Regions from separate parts of the Homo sapiens genome. Here region 1 is linked to region 2. A link is an interaction called in ENCODE POLR2A ChIA-PET data of the cell type or tissue named here. Cell type or tissue: GM12878. All regions are shown on one strand. Each heading gives the region's core, and the rest is flanking DNA. Links, peaks and the distances in the headings are about the cores only.

The links. Peaks named below come from ENCODE experiments on the same cell type or tissue, not always from the same donor. Only the 100,000 strongest peaks of a DNase experiment are listed, where the experiment ranks them.
Region 1: POLR2A ChIA-PET joins it to region 2 with 6 read pairs; 2 of 35 experiments call an interaction of 5 or more read pairs at or near these places.

The regions. Positions count from the first base shown.
Region 1 is chr19:35,523,579-35,533,416 of GRCh38, reverse strand. It overlaps SBSN (suprabasin), which reads left to right and starts at 5,106. Exons shown (of 4, transcript NM_001166034.2): 1 at 5,106-6,773; 2 at 8,493-8,558; 3 at 8,662-8,706. The coding sequence starts at 5,136. RefSeq lists enhancers at 3,955-4,455, 5,901-6,402, 7,524-8,196. In GM12878, for the core only: no CTCF peak of the experiment used is centred there; no DNase peak of the experiment used is centred there; H3K27me3 peaks cover 671 bases.
Region 2 is chr19:35,450,202-35,460,392 of GRCh38, reverse strand. It overlaps FFAR2 (free fatty acid receptor 2), which reads right to left. Exons shown (of 2, transcript NM_001370087.1): 2 at 8,626-10,191. The coding sequence ends at 9,686. Among named protein-coding and RNA genes, the nearest start is that of FFAR2, 7.0 kb to the right of the region's middle. RefSeq lists a silencer at 1,378-1,557 and an enhancer at 3,109-3,238. In GM12878, for the core only: no CTCF peak of the experiment used is centred there; a DNase peak (open chromatin) is centred at 3,022; H3K27ac peaks cover 1,459 bases.

The DNA of each region.
Region 1 (9,838 bases), core at 1-5,000, 76 kb before region 2:
GTGACGTCACAGTACCCAGTGACGTCGCCGAGGGGCGGCGCCCAAGCCAGAGGCCTGACACCATCGCATCCCATCCCCGTAGAGGCATGGGACGTCAGCACGCTATGCATCACCGTTCCACGGCCACGCACTGCCGTCTGGAATGGAATCCCACTTTTTAAAATTATCATTTGTTTATTTATTTTGAGACGGGGTGTCACTCTTTCTCCTAGGCTGGAGTGCAGTGGTGCAATCATGGCTCACTGCAGCCTTGAACTCCTGGGCTCAAGCGATCCTCCCGCCTCGGCCTCCTGAGTAGCTGGGACTACATGTGCAGCCACCACTGCAGGCTATTTTTACTTTTTATTTTTTTGTAGAGAGAGGGTCTCACTCTTTTGCTCAGGCTGGTCTAGAACCCTTGGGCTCAAGCGATCCTCCCACCTCGGCCTTCCAAAATGCTGGGATTACAGGAGCGAGCCACCACACCCAGCCTGGAATCCCACCTTTTACACTGTTCCTGAAAGCCCTTTCCTCTTCTCTGTCTCTTGAAGCACACAGGTTCCATGCTGTCCCTTGGATTCTCCAGTGGAGTGACTCTTGCTGCCTCCGTATGCCTGGAAGGCCCACCCAGGGCTTCCCTTGGCTGCCTCTTGGTTTCCCACCCTTTAAGAGAGGCTTTCTACACTCTGCATCTAAGTTCCCTCCTTTCTCTGTCACTGTCAGCCGTCACCCCCTTCCCAATTTCTGCCCATCTTCCAGGAAGCCTTGTCTGACTTCTCCATTCTGAGTTATGCTTCAGTGTGCAAAATTTCTCTAGGGCTACACTGTCTATGTTTTTATTTTCCTTAGAGCACATGTCTCTCTAAAAATTGTTTGTTTTCTTGCCAACTGTCTCTGTCCACCAGACTGTAAGCTCTGAGAGGACAGGGACGTCATCTATGTCACTTCTGTATCCCATTGACAAGAAAAGTGTTTGGCACCTGAAAGGTGTTTGTGGGCTGGACGCAGTGGCTCATGCCTGTAATCCCAACACTTTGGGAGGCTGAGGTGGGAGGATCATTTGAGTCCAGGAGTTTGAGACCAACATGGGCAATGTGGCAAAACCCTGTATCTACAAAAAATAAAAAAAGTAGCCAGGTGTGGTGGTGCATGCCTGTTGTCCCAATTATTAGGGAGGCTGAGGTGGGAGGATCACTTGAGCCTAGGAGGTCAAGGCTGCAGTGAGCTGTGATTGTGTCACTGCACTCCAGCTGGGAGACAGAGCAAGACCCTGTCTGAAAAAGGCGTTAGCCCAATAAACTATACCTGAATGAATAAATGTCAATTCCTCAGGTTTCATCTGATCGCTAATCTTTTCTTTTCTTTTCTTTTTTTTGAGACAGAGTTTCGCTCTTGTTGCCTAGGCTGGAGTGCAATGGTGCGATCTCAGCTCACCGCAACCTCCGCCTCCTGGGTTCAAGTGATTCTCCCGCCTCAGCCTCCTGAGTAGCTGGGACTACAGGCGTGCGCCACTACACCTAGCTAATTTTTTTTTTGTTTTTGTATTTTTAGTAGAGACGGGGTTTCACCATGTTGGCCAGGCTGATCTCAAACTCCTGACCTCAGGTGATCCATCTGCCTCGGCCTCCCAAAGTGGTGGGATTACAGGCGTGAACCACCTCGCCCGGCCCTGATCGCCAATCTTATCAAACTCTTCACGTTATATCTTCTCGCAGCACCCATTCTTTTCCTTGTAGCTTTTCATGTAGTTTGTCATGATCTACTGATTGGTTTATTTGTTCGATGTCTCCCCCTTGGGCTCTAAGCCCCTCACAGGGCTCCTGTTCTTGTTTGTTTGTTCACGACTGTGCCTCCAGCACTTAGAACAATACAAAGCAGGTTTTCAATGAACGTCTGACAAAGAACAAGTGGACAAACAGCTCCCTCCCCTGCAGCCCCGGGGTAGGGGTTTGCTTGCACCTCAGTGACTCACAGGCAGGCACCATCACCTGCACAGCAGGTTGACACGCAGCTGTGACCAAGGTTCAGGGGGAGTGGGGGTTTGTGCCAGGAAGGAGTCACCATCCCAGAGAGGGATGGATGCAAGAAGGGGCAGAATGACATAACCTCTTCCTTCCGCCAACATCCATGAGAAATTCATTTGCCAAGCACCTGCCATGGGACCAGGGCAGGGTGAGGCTCTCCTGCTTTGATGGCCTGGGAGAAGAAAGTAAACTAAGTGTACAGGTGAGGAGGTTTTAACGAACCGAGACCAAAACACAGATGATTAATTAAACAAAGGGAGCTACATTTTGGTGTACAATCAAGGAGGTGAAAAATATAACCTCAACAAAACCAGGATTCAAAAGGGGCTGATTTTGGCTGGGTGCAGTGGCTCACACATGTAATCCCAGCACTTTGGGAGGCCGAGGCAGGTAGACCACCTGAGGTCAGGAGTTTGAGACCAGCCTGGCCAACATGGTGAAACTCCATCTCTACTAAAAATACAAAAATTAGCCAGGTGTAGTGGCATGCATCTGTAATCCTAGCTACTCGGGAGGCTGAGGCAGGCGAATCACTTGAACCTGGGAGGCGGAGGTTGCAGTGAGCCGAGATTGCCACTGCACTCCAACCTGGGCAACAGAGTGATACTTCATAAAAAAAATAAATAAAATAAAGAAAGGACAACTCCAGGCCATTCTCAGTTATGGAGCCAGATGCTGAAGTCCTGAATCGAATCGTGCCACATGGGAATAGAGAGACAGAGGAGAGGGACTGAGGCTGGCAGAAGATGAAAGGATGGGGTGGAGAGGGATAGAGAAGATGGAACACAGTTCAGGCCAGGCACAGTGGCTCACGCCTGTAATCCCTGCCCTTGGGGAGGCCGAGGTGGGCGGATCACCTGAGGTCAGGGGTTCGAGACCAGCCTGGCCAACATGGTGAAACCCCGTCTCTACTGAAAGTACAAAAATTAGCTGGGCATCATGGCAGGTGCCCGGCTAATCCCAGCTACTCGGGAGGCTGAGGCAGAAGAATCACTTGAACCCGGGAGGCGGAGGTTGCAGTGAGCCGAGATCATGCCACTGCATGCCAGCCTGGGGGATAGAGTGAGACTCTCCCTCCAAAAACACAAAAAGAAGATGGAACACAGTTCAAAGTGGGAGAAATCCCACCTCTTGATCTCTGGGTGGGTTAGGATTCTGACACTCATCACCCACTCTTCTCTGCCCAGCCACCTCCTGGTATGGGAAACTCCATCATTTCGGCCCTGGACCAGGGCAGAAAAACCACACCTGAGTTTGCCCAGGAATTTGGCTTTGTCCCTGGAGTGTGAAACCGGGAAACAGATTTGATGAGCTCAAGCTTGGAGAGGTGGCACACTTAGTCACCCTCTATAGGCAGAGCCCAGAGAAGGCAGAAGCTTCTGGATATCTGTCCTGGGATGCCTGTCTTTGGGTGGAGTCAAGTGTCCAGGAGCTGGAGAGGAACCCCGGGTCCTCTGAGGGGAGTGGGCCTTGGCGCCTTTGTTTGAGCAAAGCCTGAAAACACGTGCAGATTCTCGCCACACCTGGGCACCCACACACATAGCTCTGCCACCTCCAGCTGCTCACACCCTGCACATTGTTCCTGCCTGGCCTTCCCACCAGCAATCCCACCTCCACCCCTCTCTCAGTCTCTCCCCTTGGCACCAAAACCCAAATATCTTTCACCCCTGCACCTACTGTACCCACCCACTGGCTCTCGTTCTGGTCTTAGCCTCCCTCCCAACTGGCTTCTAGATGCATCTGCTGCCCCAAGCCTGCCCACCACCACCTGCCCTTCCTTCCGATGCCCTTTTCATGCCTGAGGCCAGACTCTCAGCTGTTTCCCCTCCAACCCGAGCCAATATGTCAACACTTGGGGCTTCAGGTTGGGGCTTAGGAGGCCCCATGTCGGGAGGGCAGGAAGGATGAGGGCCTGGCCCCAGCCCAGGTTCTGGCTCACAGGCTCCTGCTGCCCTGGGTCTTCGGCCCCTCCCCGTGGCTGCCTCAACCGGCTTTTCAGGAGACACTGCGTCCTGTTCCAGCTCGTGGCAATCAGCCCCCTGCCCTTGCCCAAGGGCTGGGAGGCAGGAGGTCTGGGTTCTGCGACAGGAATGGGATCCTGCCTCCAAAATCTGCGGCACTCCACAAGGGACTCTATGCTGCCCTGGCGACCCAGGCGCCCTTCCCTCCAGCACCCTGTGAGACCCAGACTCGGGCTCGGAGTCTCTTTCCTTGGCCTGTTCGAATCCATCCATTTGTCCAGTCAATAAATATTTACTGAACCCCAGGCAGTGTTCAAGAAGCTAGGAATACAGCAGTGATCAACACGACCAATTTACATTGCTAGTAGGTGAGACAGGCAATAAAAAATAAAGGTAATTTCAGATTTTTTTTTTCTGTGAAAACAAAAGGGTGATACTACAGAGTATAATTAATGCCATGTTATGGTCAGGAGAGGTTTTCTTGCGAAGTTGGCATTTAAGTCAAGTACGGATGAGGAGGAGCCAGCCACGTGAAGATCTGGGTTCTGCATTCCAGGCAGAGAGAGGAGCATGTGCAAAGGCCCTGCAGCAGGAATGAGCTTGGTGTGTTTGTGGAACAGGGAGAAGGCCTGTGTGGCTGGAATGGAATGAGTGAGGGCAGGGGCTGGCCCACAAGAACGAGGTCTGATGACTCCTTCATCCCACCTAGTGTTCTCCCCTCTCCAGACGGTGCCTCCCATCATTCTAGCCCCTCACTGCCTGGGGAGCTGGAGGCTTAGATGCCTGAGAGGAGTGAGGTGTTGAAGAATTGCCTGCATCCCAGGGATGGAGCATGGTGGAAGGTGGGTTTGCGAGAGAGGAGGCCTGGACAGTGGGTGAGGAATGAAAGAGGAGGTGGTTGGAAGGGCAGACACCCATCTCTGGGGTGGAGGGCAAGGAGCAAAGATGCCAGAGTTCTTCTCCATCCATGACTCACCCTCTCTTCCTCCTCCTCTCCATTGCTCAACTCCAAATCTCCCTGGGAAACACCTCCTTGACTGAAGACCAACTCAGTGCCTCACAGGGGTAATTGAGTCATGAGGGGTGGAGAAGAGGGCGAGAGGGAGAGAGGATAAATAGCAGCGTGGCTTCCCTGGCTCCTCTCTGCATCCTTCCCGACCTTCCCAGCAATATGCATCTTGCACGTCTGGTCGGCTCCTGCTCCCTCCTTCTGCTACTGGGGGCCCTGTCTGGATGGGCGGCCAGCGATGACCCCATTGAGAAGGTCATTGAAGGGATCAACCGAGGGCTGAGCAATGCAGAGAGAGAGGTGGGCAAGGCCCTGGATGGCATCAACAGTGGAATCACGCATGCCGGAAGGGAAGTGGAGAAGGTTTTCAACGGACTTAGCAACATGGGGAGCCACACCGGCAAGGAGTTGGACAAAGGCGTCCAGGGGCTCAACCACGGCATGGACAAGGTTGCCCATGAGATCAACCATGGTATTGGACAAGCAGGAAAGGAAGCAGAGAAGCTTGGCCATGGGGTCAACAACGCTGCTGGACAGGTTGGGAAGGAGGCAGACAAACTGATCCATCATGGGGTCCATCACGGGGCCAACCAGGCGGGAAGTGAGGCAGGGAAGTTTGGCCAGGGAGTCGACAATGCTGCAGGGCAGGCTGGAAATGAGGCTGGGAGGTTTGGCCAGGGAGTCCACCATGCTGCAGGGCAGGCCGGAAATGAGGCTGGGAGGTTTGGCCAGGGAGTCCACCATGCTGCAGGGCAGGCCGGAAATGAGGCTGGGAGATTTGGCCAGGGGGCCCACCATGGTCTCAGTGAGGGCTGGAAGGAGACAGAGAAGTTTGGCCAGGGGATCCACCATGCTGCCGGTCAGGTTGGGAAGGAGGCAGAGAAGTTTGGCCAGGGGGCCCACCATGCTGCGGGGCAGGCCGGAAATGAGGCAGGGAGATTTGGCCAGGGGGTCCACCATGGTCTCAGTGAGGGCTGGAAGGAGACAGAGAAGTTTGGCCAGGGGGTCCACCATACTGCTGGTCAGGTTGGGAAGGAGGCAGAGAAGTTTGGCCAGGGGGCCCACCATGCTGCGGGGCAGGCCGGAAATGAGGCAGGGAGATTTGGCCAGGGGGCCCACCATGCTGCGGGGCAGGCCGGAAATGAGGCTGGGAGGTTTGGCCAGGGGGTCCACCATGGTCTCAGTGAGGGCTGGAAGGAGACAGAGAAGTTTGGCCAGGGGGTCCACCATGCTGCCAGTCAGTTTGGGAAGGAAACAGAGAAGCTCGGCCATGGGGTCCACCATGGGGTTAATGAGGCCTGGAAGGAAGCAGAGAAGTTTGGCCAGGGTGTCCACCATGCTGCCTCGCAGGTGGGGAAGGAGGAAGACAGAGTGGTCCAAGGCCTCCATCATGGCGTTAGTCAGGCTGGAAGGGAGGCGGGGCAGTTTGGCCACGACATTCACCACACAGCAGGGCAGGCTGGGAAAGAGGGAGACATAGCAGTTCATGGTGTCCAACCTGGGGTCCACGAGGCCGGGAAGGAGGCAGGGCAGTTTGGCCAGGGAGTTCACCATACCCTTGAACAGGCCGGGAAGGAAGCAGACAAAGCGGTCCAAGGGTTCCACACTGGGGTCCACCAGGCTGGGAAGGAAGCAGAGAAACTTGGCCAAGGGGTCAACCATGCTGCTGACCAGGCTGGAAAGGAAGTGGAGAAGCTTGGCCAAGGTGCCCACCATGCTGCTGGCCAGGCCGGGAAGGAGCTGCAGAATGCTCATAATGGGGTCAACCAAGCCAGCAAGGAGGCCAACCAGCTGCTGAATGTAGGTGAACAGGGATGGGGAGATGGGGGACAGGGGGGTTGGGGGAGGGAAAGGTTAAACCCCTGGGACATTTGGCGGGGCGGGGGGGTCCGCGTAGCCTTTGTTTGGTGAAAGAAGCTTGGGCAGCTATATCACTGGGTTCCTCCCCCTTCCCCATCTCCCTTACAAAGGAGCTGGTGGCAGCTGGTCAGATGGGGTGAGCCACCTTATCTGCAAAGCACGTATCAGACAGGGTGGCGGGCACCCTGTCCCACCTTCAGGGAGCTGCCCTCCTGGTTAAGGGGGCCTCAAGTGGGGCCCATGAAGCCCTTCCTGGGGAATGGGAAACAGTTCCTGAGATCAAGATCTAGTATAGTGCAAAGGGACTGAGTGTTGACAAAACCTGGTTAGGAGAGTGAGCATGAGGAATAGCTTTCGGAGATGAGCCTTGGCCTGTGTAATCTTTGTAACTACCCTCTGATGTGGTCAAGATGAGGCTGCTGACGCCCTGATTCTCAGATAAGGAAACAAAGGCTCAGAGAGGTTAGGGGACGTGCCAAAGTCCTGTGGCTAGTGCCCAGCTTTGGCAGAGGGCAGGCCAGGGTTCTCTTCCCCTGCACTGCCCAGCCAGGAGAGGTTTTCTGGAAGGTTTCTCTTACCCATTTATGTAGGGGGAACAGAGGCCAGGTTCAGTGGCTCATGCCTGTTAACCCCAGCACTTTGGGAGGCCGAGGCAGGTGGATCACTTGAGCTCAGGAGTTCAAGAGCAGCCTGGCCAACATGGTGAAACCCTATCTCTACTAAAAATACAAAAATTAGCCAGGTGTGGTGGCTGGCGCCTCTAATCCCAACTACTCAGAAGGCTGAGGCAGGAGAATCCCTTGAACCCGAGAAGCGGAGTTTGCAGTGAGCTGAGATTGCACCATTGCACTCCAGCCTGGGCAACAGAGTGAGACTCTGTCTCAAAAAAAATAATAATAAAATAAAATATGTAGAGGGAACAGAGACTGGAGGCAGGCAAATAGCACCACTCACAACAGAACAGGCACCAAGAAGGGAGCGTGGGGAGCAGGAGAGGGTGGACTCCTGTGCGCCCTCACTCTCCAGGCTCCATGAGGGGTCCTGGATCTGCAAGATGTGACTGGCTCAGACGTCGAAGTCCAGAGCCACATCTGCCGCCAGACAGAGCCAGGGATGGGTGGGTGGGGAGGAACGGCGCAGCAGAGGAGCGGGCACGGCAGGCTGCAGGGTGCCGCGAGCAGAGGACGGTGCACTGTAGGATTTGGGGCTGGCAACAGCAGCCGGGGTTGGGGGCACTGCTGGGGTGCATGGCTGAGTGTCTGGGGCTGGGTTAAGGACAAGGATCAGTGGAGTTAGGGATGCAGCTAGACAGGGCATAGAAGGGTAGATTTGAGGTCAGGGCTGAGGTTAAACTAGGTCCTGATATTGTTTGTCACGGGTCCTCTACCTTCCCTTTCCACCAGCCCCTCCTCCATGACTGAGAGCACTTCATTAAGGAAATTAAAAGGGGCTTTGGGGAGGAAAAGGCAGCAGGAGGCAGAATGCCCACGCGAGCACGGGCTTTGGGTTTTCTTCTGGACAGTGAGGAGGCAGTGGGTTAAGCTGTGCCTCCCACCGCAGCCCCAGTCACCCTGGAGGGGACCAGGTCCCTGGGGAAAAGGAACTGGGAGACCCTCCGCGTTTGTGGGGTTGTAACAAGAGTCTGGGCTTTGTCCACAGGGCAACCATCAAAGCGGATCTTCCAGCCATCAAGGAGGGGCCACAACCACGCCGTTAGCCTCTGGGGTAAGCGCGGACTCTGGGGTAGGGGAGAGGAGGCCCCTGGGAGTTCCCTAGCATGGCTGTGGGTCAGACGCTGGAGACTGACCTTCTTGTCCTTGAATTGCAGGCCTCGGTCAACACGCCTTTCATCAACCTTCCCGCCCTGTGGAGGGTGAGTGCCCCATGGTGTCTCTTTTCTGCTCTGCGTCCTGATAGATACGCTCACCCCGACCCCTTCCCGGTGTCTGTTTGGACAGCTCCCCGGGCGGGCAGACCTGCAGCCTCTGCAAAGACCCTCCAACCTGATACCCAGTCCTGGGCTTCCCTCTCTCCACCTGCTCCCTCCCCTTTGCACCCTGCCCTCATCTTTTGGGTGCCTTTCATTTCCACCAAGGCAAACACAAGCTGGCAGAAAAGACCTCCCAGGCCCTGGTGCCCCTGGGAGCCAGGGAGGGAGGAGGGGCTGCTGACTGTTCTCATTCCCTCTCTCTCCTTGTCATTCCTCGATTCCCATTTGCTGACTGGCTTCCCTCCTGTCCCAACCCTCCTGCAAATGCCTTTGCTTCATGCTGGGAGGGGGAGCCTGTGTCTTTGTCCTCTCCCTGGTGCAAGGTCACCCCAGTGCAGAGGCTCCTATGGAATCCTGGTTCCCAGTTGGGGCTCAAAGTAAACTCCTGACTCTCTTTCTTTATTTTAATTTATTGAGACGGAGTCTCACTCTATCTCCCAGGCTGGAGTGCAGTGGTGCAATCTCAGCTCGCTGCAACCTCCGTCTTCTGGGTTCAAGTGATTCTCCTATCTCAGTCTCCTGAGTGGCTGGGATTACAGGTGTGCGCCAACATGCCCAGCTAATTTTTGTATTTTTAGTAGAGACAGGGGTTTCACCATATTGGCCAGGCTGGTCTCGAACTCCTGATCTCAAGTGATCCCCTCCTTCCTCAGCCTCCCAAAGTGCTGGGATTACAGGCGTAAGCCACTGCACCCAGCCTCTTTTTGCACTTATTGTATCTGCTGCCCGAGACCTGGTGCAGGCCAGGGTGAGGGTGTATCACGGAGGAGGAAGGCCCACCCTTGTGTATCCCAGGCTATGGGGGCGGCAGAGCATCCTCTCAGGCTAAACACACGAGGCTTGTTGGTTCCTGCAGAGGCCCCAGCCCCTCTGCCTGTGGGGACTGGCTTCCTTGTGTTCTTAAGTTTAGATGCTACCTTCCTGAAACTTCCCCAGAACATAACTCCGGGGCCAGAGCAGCCAGTCCCCTTGTGCTTCTCCCGAGGGGCGGGGCTGAGGTCTCGGGTCCCGTCAT
Region 2 (10,191 bases), core at 2,682-7,681:
TTAAAAGCCTTTGAGACTCCCTGGGATCTGACACTTGCTGGCTTTTCAGCTGTCACTAAGCTGCAGCCACCCTGGCGTTTCTTTTCCCGGCACAAATTCAGCCTGTTCAGGCCTCGCACAGGCCTGGAGCCCCTTGCTTGGGACATTATTCCCCCAGTTCTTGGCATACAAGATTCCTCCTTGCCATTCTAGTCCCAGCTCAAATATCACCTTTGCATGGCCTTCTCAAGCTCAAGCTGTGTGTTCAAAAGTAACCACCTACTCCCTTCCTGGGAGTCATGTTCTATCCCAGCTCGGTTCTATCGTCTTCACAGCACGTAGCACCAGTGCAAAGGATCCTGCTTATGGGTCTTGCTCTCCCTGTCTGCCCAGCAATGGGAGCTGCTTGAGGGCAGGAATCTTACCCTTTTTGTTCACTGCTGTATCCTTAGCACCTAAAACAGGGCCTGACACATGGTAGGCCTCCATAAATGTTGGCGGATGAATGAAGGCTACGCCGTGGAAACTCAAATGGTGTAATGTTTGCCATGGCACTTTAGAAATTCTCAACTGCAGCCCACATGGGTGAGCTTTTTATTTAAAATAGCTAGATTTGGGAGCAGTGTGTTTACTTTCCTAACTCTGTTTTCTCGAGGCTGGTCGTAGCTCGGACTGACAGATGGCAGAGGACAATGTTTGGGGAGAGGGAACCGGGGTTAGTATGTAGCTTGGACAACCCCTCCTCGGGTAAGCTGCTGGTGGCCAGCTGGCCGTGGCCAGCGTTTGCAGAGTTGGCTCCCCTCCCGCACTGCTTGACCTCGCATCTACTTTCCCAGACCTTTGAAACTTTGCCAAGTGGGTTACTGGATGACCGCTTCTGAAGGCTTAGAGATCTTTGGCCCAATTTCCTGATGGGATGTGCAATTTGTAGATGAGAAATGTCCTCATTTCCTGTGATTAGAGATAAATAATGAAAAGGAAAAAAAAAAGTGGGGCAAAAGCACTTATCCACAGGAGGCAGGGCAAGGCGAAAAGAAGAACTAGCACAGACCCCGCGCTGAGAGGCAGGACGTTTAAGGGAGTGAGGCTGGAATCATGGCTGTGTGTTTCCTCCAGACCCTCTCCATGCCCACTGCCCCCATCCCTCCTTTTCCAACCATAGTATTCATCACCAAGCCACACTGCACCTGAGCTCTGGTTGTGCGGACTGATGAGAAGTTCTGAGGAAGGGGCCCAGGAGCATCTTTTCCAGAAAGGGGAAGTGAAATAATGCCAGGTTCCCTTTTCGTGCTGCTCAGGCCCCCAGGTTGGGCCAGGTCAGATCCCTCCACCCCTGTTTCCTGGTAGCGGCACTAGGCTGCCGTCTGTGTTATTCATTAACCAGGCACTAATATTTCTGTTTACCCATCTGTCATCCTGCTTTGGGGCAGGGGGTTCAGAGGAGCTGTGCAATCATACAGCCACCCGGATGCTTTGGAGCAGGCCCAGCCAGCCACATTTAACTAGTGTTTACTGTATAGGAAGCACTGTGCAAGAGGCTTGCATGAAGCGTTGGTGGGGAAAGAGAAAGTTTTCTCAAGGAAGATGTGATCTGGCTGCCATTTGAGCAGATGTACTGTGAGTTGCATGCAGGGATATGTCTGAGCTCATTACATTATAATAAGAGCCCATTATTAGCATCTCTTGCCAAACCCATGTTCAAGATCTTCATATTGGTAGCAATGATTCCTGGTGGGAGTGTATGTGCCACAGAAATTTGCAAATGCAATAGATCAGGGCTTCCTACCCTTCCCCCATCTATCTATCATCTATCTATCTATCTATCTATCTATCTATCTATCTATCTATCTATCTAATCTATTATCTGTCTACCTACTACCTACCTGTGTATATCTATCTATCTATCTATCATCTATCTATCTGTCTATCTATCATCTATCTACTCTGTTATCTGTCTACCTACTACCTACCTGTGCATATCTATCTATCTAATCTATTATCTGTCTACCTACTAGCTACCTGTGTATATCTATCTATCTCTATCTGTCTATCTATCTATCTATCTAATCTATTATCTGTCTACCTACTACCTACCTGTGTATCTTTATCTCTCTGTCTCTGTCTCTCTCTCTCTTTCTCTATCTCTCTAATCTATTATCTGTCTACCTATCTACTTATCTGTCTATGTAATCTGTCTGTCCTCTCGGTTCTGTTTTCTGGAGAACCCTGACCAATATCCCTACTGATTCTGAAGTCCTGGGGAAGTGAGGACAGTCATCTATGGTTCAGCAAACGCTTCAGGTAGTTCCAATATTTGCTTACATTTAAAACCCCTGTTTGAGCCCTTCACTGGCCTTCTCTCTGGCCTTGAGAGATGCTAAGGTTTTCTCTCTCCTCAGAGCCTTTGCATCAGCAATTTCTGTTTCCAGAATGTTCCTGCGGGCCTTTGTATGTCAACTCCCTTTCATTGTTCAGGGCTCAGCTGAACATCACTAACTTAGGAGATTCAACTTCCAAATGAAGAAACAGGCCGATGTGTCAAGTGGCTTGTTCCCAGGTGATGCAGCAGCTGCTGGCTCAGAGGCCACATATTGAGAACCTCTGGGCTGGAATACTATCAATGGGGACAGAGTGAAAGAAGATGAGGTTGAGGAGCTGAGCAGGGGCTTCCAGGTCACAGAAAGGAATTTGTATTCTAAGAGCCTCTAGAAGTCATTCGAGGATTTGAAGCAAGATATTGGAATGATCTGATTTCCATTTTAAGAATATCATTCTGGCAGCTGTGCCTACCTGAAGGGACCTGAAGGGGAATGTTTGTTAGGATCAAGGAGACCATGTGCATGAGAGTTAAGAAACCATAGACTTCTATGCAAACACGCAGGGTTTTCATCGGGCTAGCAGCTGCCTGAAAAGACCGACCGTGCAAAGTATTTTAGGTCACTAAAAGGAGTTTGAATGAGCTTCTAAGAGCTTCTGGAAGCCAGGTGAAGGTTTGAAGCAAGAGAGTAGAATGATCTTCTAAACCTCCTCAACCTCCCCTTATAGTTTCTCCCATGACCTTGTTTCAGTTCCTTTGTAACTACTTTCCATTTGCCACACTCTGAAATCACCTTGCTCATCTATTTGTTTACCTGTTTTTAAACTATGTTCCCCTACCAGAATGGAAGTCCCAACAGGGAAGATACTTGTCTTTTGTACGCTCTGTATCCCTAGACCCTAGAAAAGTATCTGGCCTGGAGTTGGTAATGAATACATATTTGTTGAACAGGTGATCGACTGATTTCCCAGTGAAGAAATGGGCTGCTATGTCAGGTAACTTGATGAAGGTCAAATGCTTGTAAGTGAGCAGCTACAGCTTCACTTTGAAAGTCTTAGACCAGGTCCAGTGATCGATCTTCTTATAACCCCATGACAACAAAATGACTCTTTTTTTTTTTTATACGGAGTCTCGCTCTGTCACTCAGGCTGGAGTGCAGTGGTGCAATCTCGGCTCACTGCAACCTCCGACTCCCGGGTTCAAGCGATTCTCCTGCCTCAGCCTCCCGAGTAGCTGGGATTACAGGCGCGTGCCACCACAACTGGCTAATTTTTGTATTTTTAGTAGAGATGGGGTTTCACTGTGTTGGTCAGGCTGGTCTCGAACTCCTGACCTTATGATCTGCCTGCCTTGGACTCCCAAAGTGCTGGGATTACAGGTGTGAGCCACCGTGCCCAGCAAAATGACTTCATTTTGTACTTTCCTGGTTAGTAAGAGAAGTCGTGCCCCTAAAGAACCTGAGAATCACCATGTTGGCCAGGCTTGTCTCAAACTCCTGACCTCAGACAATCTGCCCACCTCGGCCTCCCAAAGTGCTGGGATTACAGGCATGAGCCACATCTCTACTGAAAATATAAAAATTAGCTGGGCTTGGTGGTGCACACCTGTAGTCCCAGCTGCTCAGGAGGCCGAGGCAGGAGAATCGCTTGAACCTCGGAGGTAGAGGTTGCAGTGAGCCGAGATCGTGCCATTGCACTCCCGCCATTGCACTCCAGCCTGAGTGATAGAGCAAGACTCCATCTCAAAAAAAAAAAAAAAAAAAAAAGGAAAAGAAAAAAGAACCTGGGAATCGTAGAGTTGGAAGTGGTCATTAAACTGGTTCAGCCCTCATTTGTGTGAGTTTCCTCAGTGTCCTAGGATAGATGTTTGCTACCTTCTTGAATATTCCTGGAAATTGGGGAGTGACTTCTTTGCTGAGATAGTCAGTTCCATTGAAATGGCCATAACTATTTGAAAGGTATCTCTGTGCCTCTTCCACCTGTGGTCTTTGTTCTGTCCTGTGTGGCTCATAGAGTGTATCTTCTAGCCAGGGATGGTGGTGGACGCCTGTAATCCCAGCTACTCAGGAGGCTGAGGCATGAGAATTGCTTGAACCTGGGAAGTGGAGGTTGCAGTGAGCCAAGATTGCACCACTGTACTCCAGCCTGGGCAACAGAGCGAGACTCTGCCTCAAAAAAAAAAAAAAAAAAAGATCTTATCTTGTCCCAGCCAGTGTTCTCTTACTTCCTTCTCATGTGTCAGTGAAAACAGCATGCACTTTAGGCTCAGAAAGACCTGGATTCAAACTCCCTGCCACCTATTGGCCTTGAAAAGTGACCTTAACCCTCTCAGGCCCCTTCTTGGCACAGTGCCTGGTATTTAATTTGCTCTATTATTACGGCTATTACTATTGTTATACAGTCTTAAATCTCCAAAACATTTTGGTTAATTTTTCTGGGCTTGATTCATTGAGCTAGTGTCCTTTTTTTTTTTTTTGAAACAGAGTTTTGCTCTTGTTGCCGCCCAGGCTGGAGTGCAGTGGCACGATCTCGGCTCACTGCAACCTCCGCCTCCCGGGTTCAAGCAATTCTCCTGCCTCAGCCTCCCGAGTAGCTGGGATTACAGGCGCCTGCCACCACGCCCGGCTAATTTTTTGTATTTTTAGTAGAGACGGGGTTTCACCATGTTGGGCAGGCTGATCTCGAACTCCTGACCTCAGGTGGTCCACCTGCCTCAGCCTCCCAAAGTGCTGGGATTACAGGCGTGAGCCACTGCGCCCGGCTGAGTTAATGTCCTTCTTAGAAATGTGTTGCTCAGGCTGGATGTAGTGACTCACGCCTGTAATCCCAGCACTTTAGGAGGCCGAGGCGGGTGGATCACTTGAAGTCAGGAGTTCAAGACCAGCCTGGACAACATAGCGAAACCCCGTCTCTACTAAAAATACAAAAATTAGCCAGGCGTGGTGGCATGCACCTGTAATCCCAGCTACTCGGGAGGCTGAGGCAGGAGAATTGCTTGAACCTGGGAAGTGGAGGTTGCAGTGAGCTGAGATTGTGCGACTGCACTCCAGCCTGGGTGACAGAGTGAAACTCCATCTCAAAAAAAAAAAAAAAAAAAATACAAGAGAATGTGTTGCTCAGTTCTGAACCTGCTGCTGATTAGACCTAAGTGGAATGGGGGTTATGGAGGTAGGAGGAGGGACTTGACCCCAGGGGTGGTGTTTGGACATTGGACCAAATTGAGGACTAGCTAAAACAAGGAAAGGGTGAAGCAGCTTTTCATAAAGCATGCCCGCCAGAGTGCCATGTTTACTGTGGCCATGGCAACACCTGGGCATTACCACCCCTTTCCATGGCAATGACCTGACAACCCAAAAGTTACTACCCTTTCCTTAGAAATTTCTGTGTTAACTGCCCCTTAATTTGTGTGCAATTAAAAGTAGGCAAAAATATGACTGCAAAACTGCCCTGAGCTGCTACTCTCTGCCTGTGGGGTAGCCCTGCTCTGCAGGAGCAGTCACGGAGCTGCAACAGGGCTGGAGCTGTAACAGGGCTGCTTCAACAAAGCTGTTTTCTTTCACCACCGGCTAGCCCTTGAATTCTTTCCTGGGCAAAACCAAGAACCCTCATGGGCCAAGCCCCACTTAGCACACCTGCTCTGCCTCAGTATCATCAACTTGTCTAGACATTATTTCTTTTCTTTTTATTTTTGAGACAGAGTTTTGCTCTTGTCGCCCAGGCTGGAGTGCAATGGCGTGATCTCGGCTCACTGCAACCTCCGCCTCCCGGGTTCAAGCAATTCTCCTGCCTCAGCCTCCCAAACAGCTGGGATTACAGGCATACGCCACCATGCCCAGCTAATTTTTTGTATTTTTAGTAGAGATGGGGTTTCACCGTGCTGGCCAGGCTGGTCTCGAACTCCTGACCTCATGACCTGCCCATCTTCGCCTCCCAAAGTGCTGGGATTACAGGCGTGAACCACTGTGCCTGGCCAACATGATTTCTTTTCATGTAATCCAATCAAATTAGCTTTTGTGGCAGCTGTAATACATCACAGACTCATAGTGCATGTACAGTCAGCTGAGAATCCCAGATTTTTTAAAACATATTACTGCCATGCTATCCGTAGTTGACTACCTACTATGTTATTTCTATTTTTTTTTTTTTTTGAGACATTCTCTCTCTGTTGCCTAGGCTGGAGTGCAGTGGCACGTTCTCAGCTCACTGCAACCTCTGCCTTCCAGGTTCAAGCGATTCCCATGCCTCAGCCTCCCGAGTAGCTGGGATTACAGGTGCCTGCCACCGTGCCTGGCTAATTTTTTGTATTTTTAGTAGAGATGGGATTTCACCATGTTGGCTAGGCTGATCTTGAACTCCTGATCTCAAGTGATCTGCCCATCTCGGCCTCCCAAAGTGCTGGGATTACAGGCATGAGCCACCATGCCCAGCATTATTTCCACTATTTTTAATGTTTACTTATTATATTTCTAATAAGTGAGGGTACATCTGTGTACATGGATTTATATCTTAGAACTACTTAATATTCTATGATTTCTCAGCAATTTTATTCATAGAGTCTTATTTTAATCCACAGAATAATCTTGGGAGGTATGTAGTATCCTAATCACTATGATTTAGAAATAGAGGCTGGAGGAGGTGGCTTGCTTCAGGCCATCCATTTAGTAAGTGGAATGGACACTGAATTCAGGGTTCTTATGGCACCTGTCCAGTCTTCTTTTGAAGGAGGAAAATAGAAAATGAGCTTTCAGTTCAGTGGGACTAATAAGGAAAGGTTTTCTGGAGAAAGTGAATATTGAGTGGATTTTTGTAAGTGAAGAAGAGGCAAGCACCAGAAGATGGGGGAGGGCCAGGTGTGGTGGCTCACATCTGTAATCCCAACACTTTGGGAGGCCAAGGCAGGAGAATCACTTGAGGCCAGGAGTTCAAGACCAGTCTGGGCAACACCCCATCTCTACACAAAATAAAATAAAATAATTAGCTGAGTGTGGTGGTGTACACCTGTAGTCCCATCTACTTGGGAGGCTGAGGCGGGAGGGTGACTTGAGCCCAGGAGTTCGAGGTTGCAGTGAGCCATGATTGTGCCACTGCACTCCAGCTTGGGCAACAGAGTGAGACCCCAACTCTAAAAACAAACAAACCAACAAAAAAACAGGTAGAAGAATGTGGGATTGAGGTGAGGGGGGATGAATAAGCAGGCAAGGTTTTTGAAGAACAAGTTCTTGGACAGATTTGGCTTCTGAGATAAGACAGCGATTCGCGACCCCAGCTGGCCACCTGGGGTGCTTTTTTGAAAAGCTCTCTTGCTGGGGCCCCACCTGCAGAGATTCTGTCAGTAGGTTGGAGGTGGCTCTCTGTATTATTTTCACACCTCCACATGTAATTCTGATGTACAGCCTGGGTTGCAAACTACTAGGTTAGGGGCTGGAGGTCATTTAACTAGAGAGAATGGTCTAGGAGTCCTTATTGTGGAAAAATGAGCTAGGCAGGTAGAACTGGAAGGGGAGAGAGAGGACAAAGCAAGGAAAAGAATGGTACAATATGAGTTCCTTGGGGGAAGCACTTTTTTTTTTTTTTTTGGAGACAGAGTCTCGCTCTGTTGCCCAGGCTGGAGTGCAGTGGCGCAATCTCGGCTCACTGCAACCTCTGCCTCCCAGGTTCAAGTGATTCTCCTGCCTCAGCCTCCTCAGTAGCTGGGATTACAGGCACGCACCACCATGCCCGGCTAATTTTTTTTGTCTTTTTAGTAGAGATGGGGTTTTACCATGTTAGCCAGGCTGGTCTAGAACTTCTGACCTCAGGCGATCCTCCCGCCTTGGCCTCCCAAACTGCTGGGATTACAGGCATGAGCCACTGTGCCCAGCCGGACGCATCTTTTTAAATTAAATTTTTAAAATTGAGAGACAGGGTCTCACTGTGTTGCCCAGGTGGGTCTCCAACTCCTGGGCTCAAGTGATCCTCCCACCTCAGCCTCCCAAAGTGCTGGGATTACAGTCATGAGCCCCTGCAACTGGCCAAGGAAACATTTTGATGATAGGAAAGCTCTGCAGGTTTCTGAGCAGGAGGGTGACATGTTTTAAGGCCCTGTGGCAGACAGATGACTGTGAATCGGAATCACCCTGCATCCTTTCTAAGTCCGGACTCTCTATTCATCCCTCGAAAGACGATTCCGTCAGTGCTCTCACTTCCTTTGCCCACACCACCTCTTTATCTTAAGATGTTTCTGTGGTTTCAGATGCATCACTTTTCCCCTTTGCTGCTGAATCTGGTTCTCTCTCCTATTTTTGCCCTCCCTGTGCTTGCAGCAGTGTTACAAAAATTGTGGACATTCACTTCAGAGTTTTATCATCTTTATTTTCAATTTGCTAGACCAGGTTGCTTTCCCCTGTATGAGGGAGTGCCAATCTCTGATTGCTGGGTACCAAACCACATCCTGGCCTGTGTGGGGTACCATGGAGGAAGGAGATAAGACCCAGACCCCTGGCAGCTCCCAGTTTAGCAGGGGAGACAAGACAACACATGAAAACAAACAGAGCACATCAAAAAGGCAACAGGTCAAACCAATGCAGGGAAACCCCTATCATTAAAGGTCTAAGCCCTGAGGCCTCCCTGCTCATCTCCAGGCTCAGAACCTTTCTGAGTCTTCTTTGACCTCATTTAGTATTTCTCTTCCATCTCTCTCTTGTTGGTTTATCTCCAGGATCAACCGCTAGAGCAGTGTCTAGGTGTTGCTTTGAAGCTTGTATCGAGATTTCTCTAGGACTCTCTGCTTCAGCCTGGCCATCCCCAACTACCAGCCACATCACAAGGACTGGACTTGTGTTAGCTACGCTGCTTCTCCAGCCTGAAGGTGCTTCTTTTTTTTTTTTTTTTTTTTTTTAAATGGAGTCTTGCTCTGTCGCTAGGCTGGAGTGCAGTGGCGTGATCTCAGCTCACTGCAACCTCCAACTCCCGGGTTCAAGGATTCTCCTGCCTCAGCCTCCAGAGTAGCTGGGATTATAGGCATGTGCCACCATGCCCAGCTAATTTTTTTGTATTTTTAGTAGAGACGGGGTTTTCCCATGTTGACCAGGATGTTCTCAATCTCCCGACCTCAAGTGATCCACCTGCCTCAGCCTCCCAAAGTTCTGGGATTATAGGCATGAGCCACCACACCCGGCAGGTGCTTCTATACCTAACTACTTCTTCGTGCATCTCTGACTTATGCTCCTTTGAGTAGGACAATTCAGTCAGGAAGGGATACCAAGCTGGTGAAAGGCATTTTTTTCAAAGTCGCAGTCCTGGGCTGGGTCTAAGGATTTCTGAATCTGGATGGGAGCCTTCCTGCTCCGCCTCTCCCAGGCTTCCCAGCTCCTGTGTAACCCAGGCGACCTCTGAAGGTCCAGGGAAACTGCTACTCTGTAGTGAAGTCCGAACTTGGCATCCCTTCTCCTTGACCCACACCCCTGTCCTCATTTGTCCCCTCTGCTGTGTCTTTGCCTCTGCGTCCCAACAGGGAGGAGCCCTGATTCCGCAGCACCTGCAGCCCTCTCCCAAATGCCCTGCGCACCACTGAAGAAGAGAAATAGAAGAGCAGGGGGTCCAGACTGGCGTTGAGTGAACTGAACACCACGGCTATTGACCGCCACCAGGGGCTTTTTCTCTGGTGATACCCCACCAGGTGGGACACGTTGTAAGGTCCGAAGCACACCAGGAAATTGAGCAGCGTCACCACAGCCAGCCCCACGGCTCGGCGCCGCCTCTGGGCCCCCACAAGGGGCTGGGAGAGCATGATCCACACAAAACGCCAGTAGCAGAAGATGGTGACTGCCATGGGGATGAAGAAGAGCACCAGGCACAGCTCCAGCCGCACGGGCAGCACCACGTCCAACTGGTTATCGGTGAAGTTCTCGTAGCAGG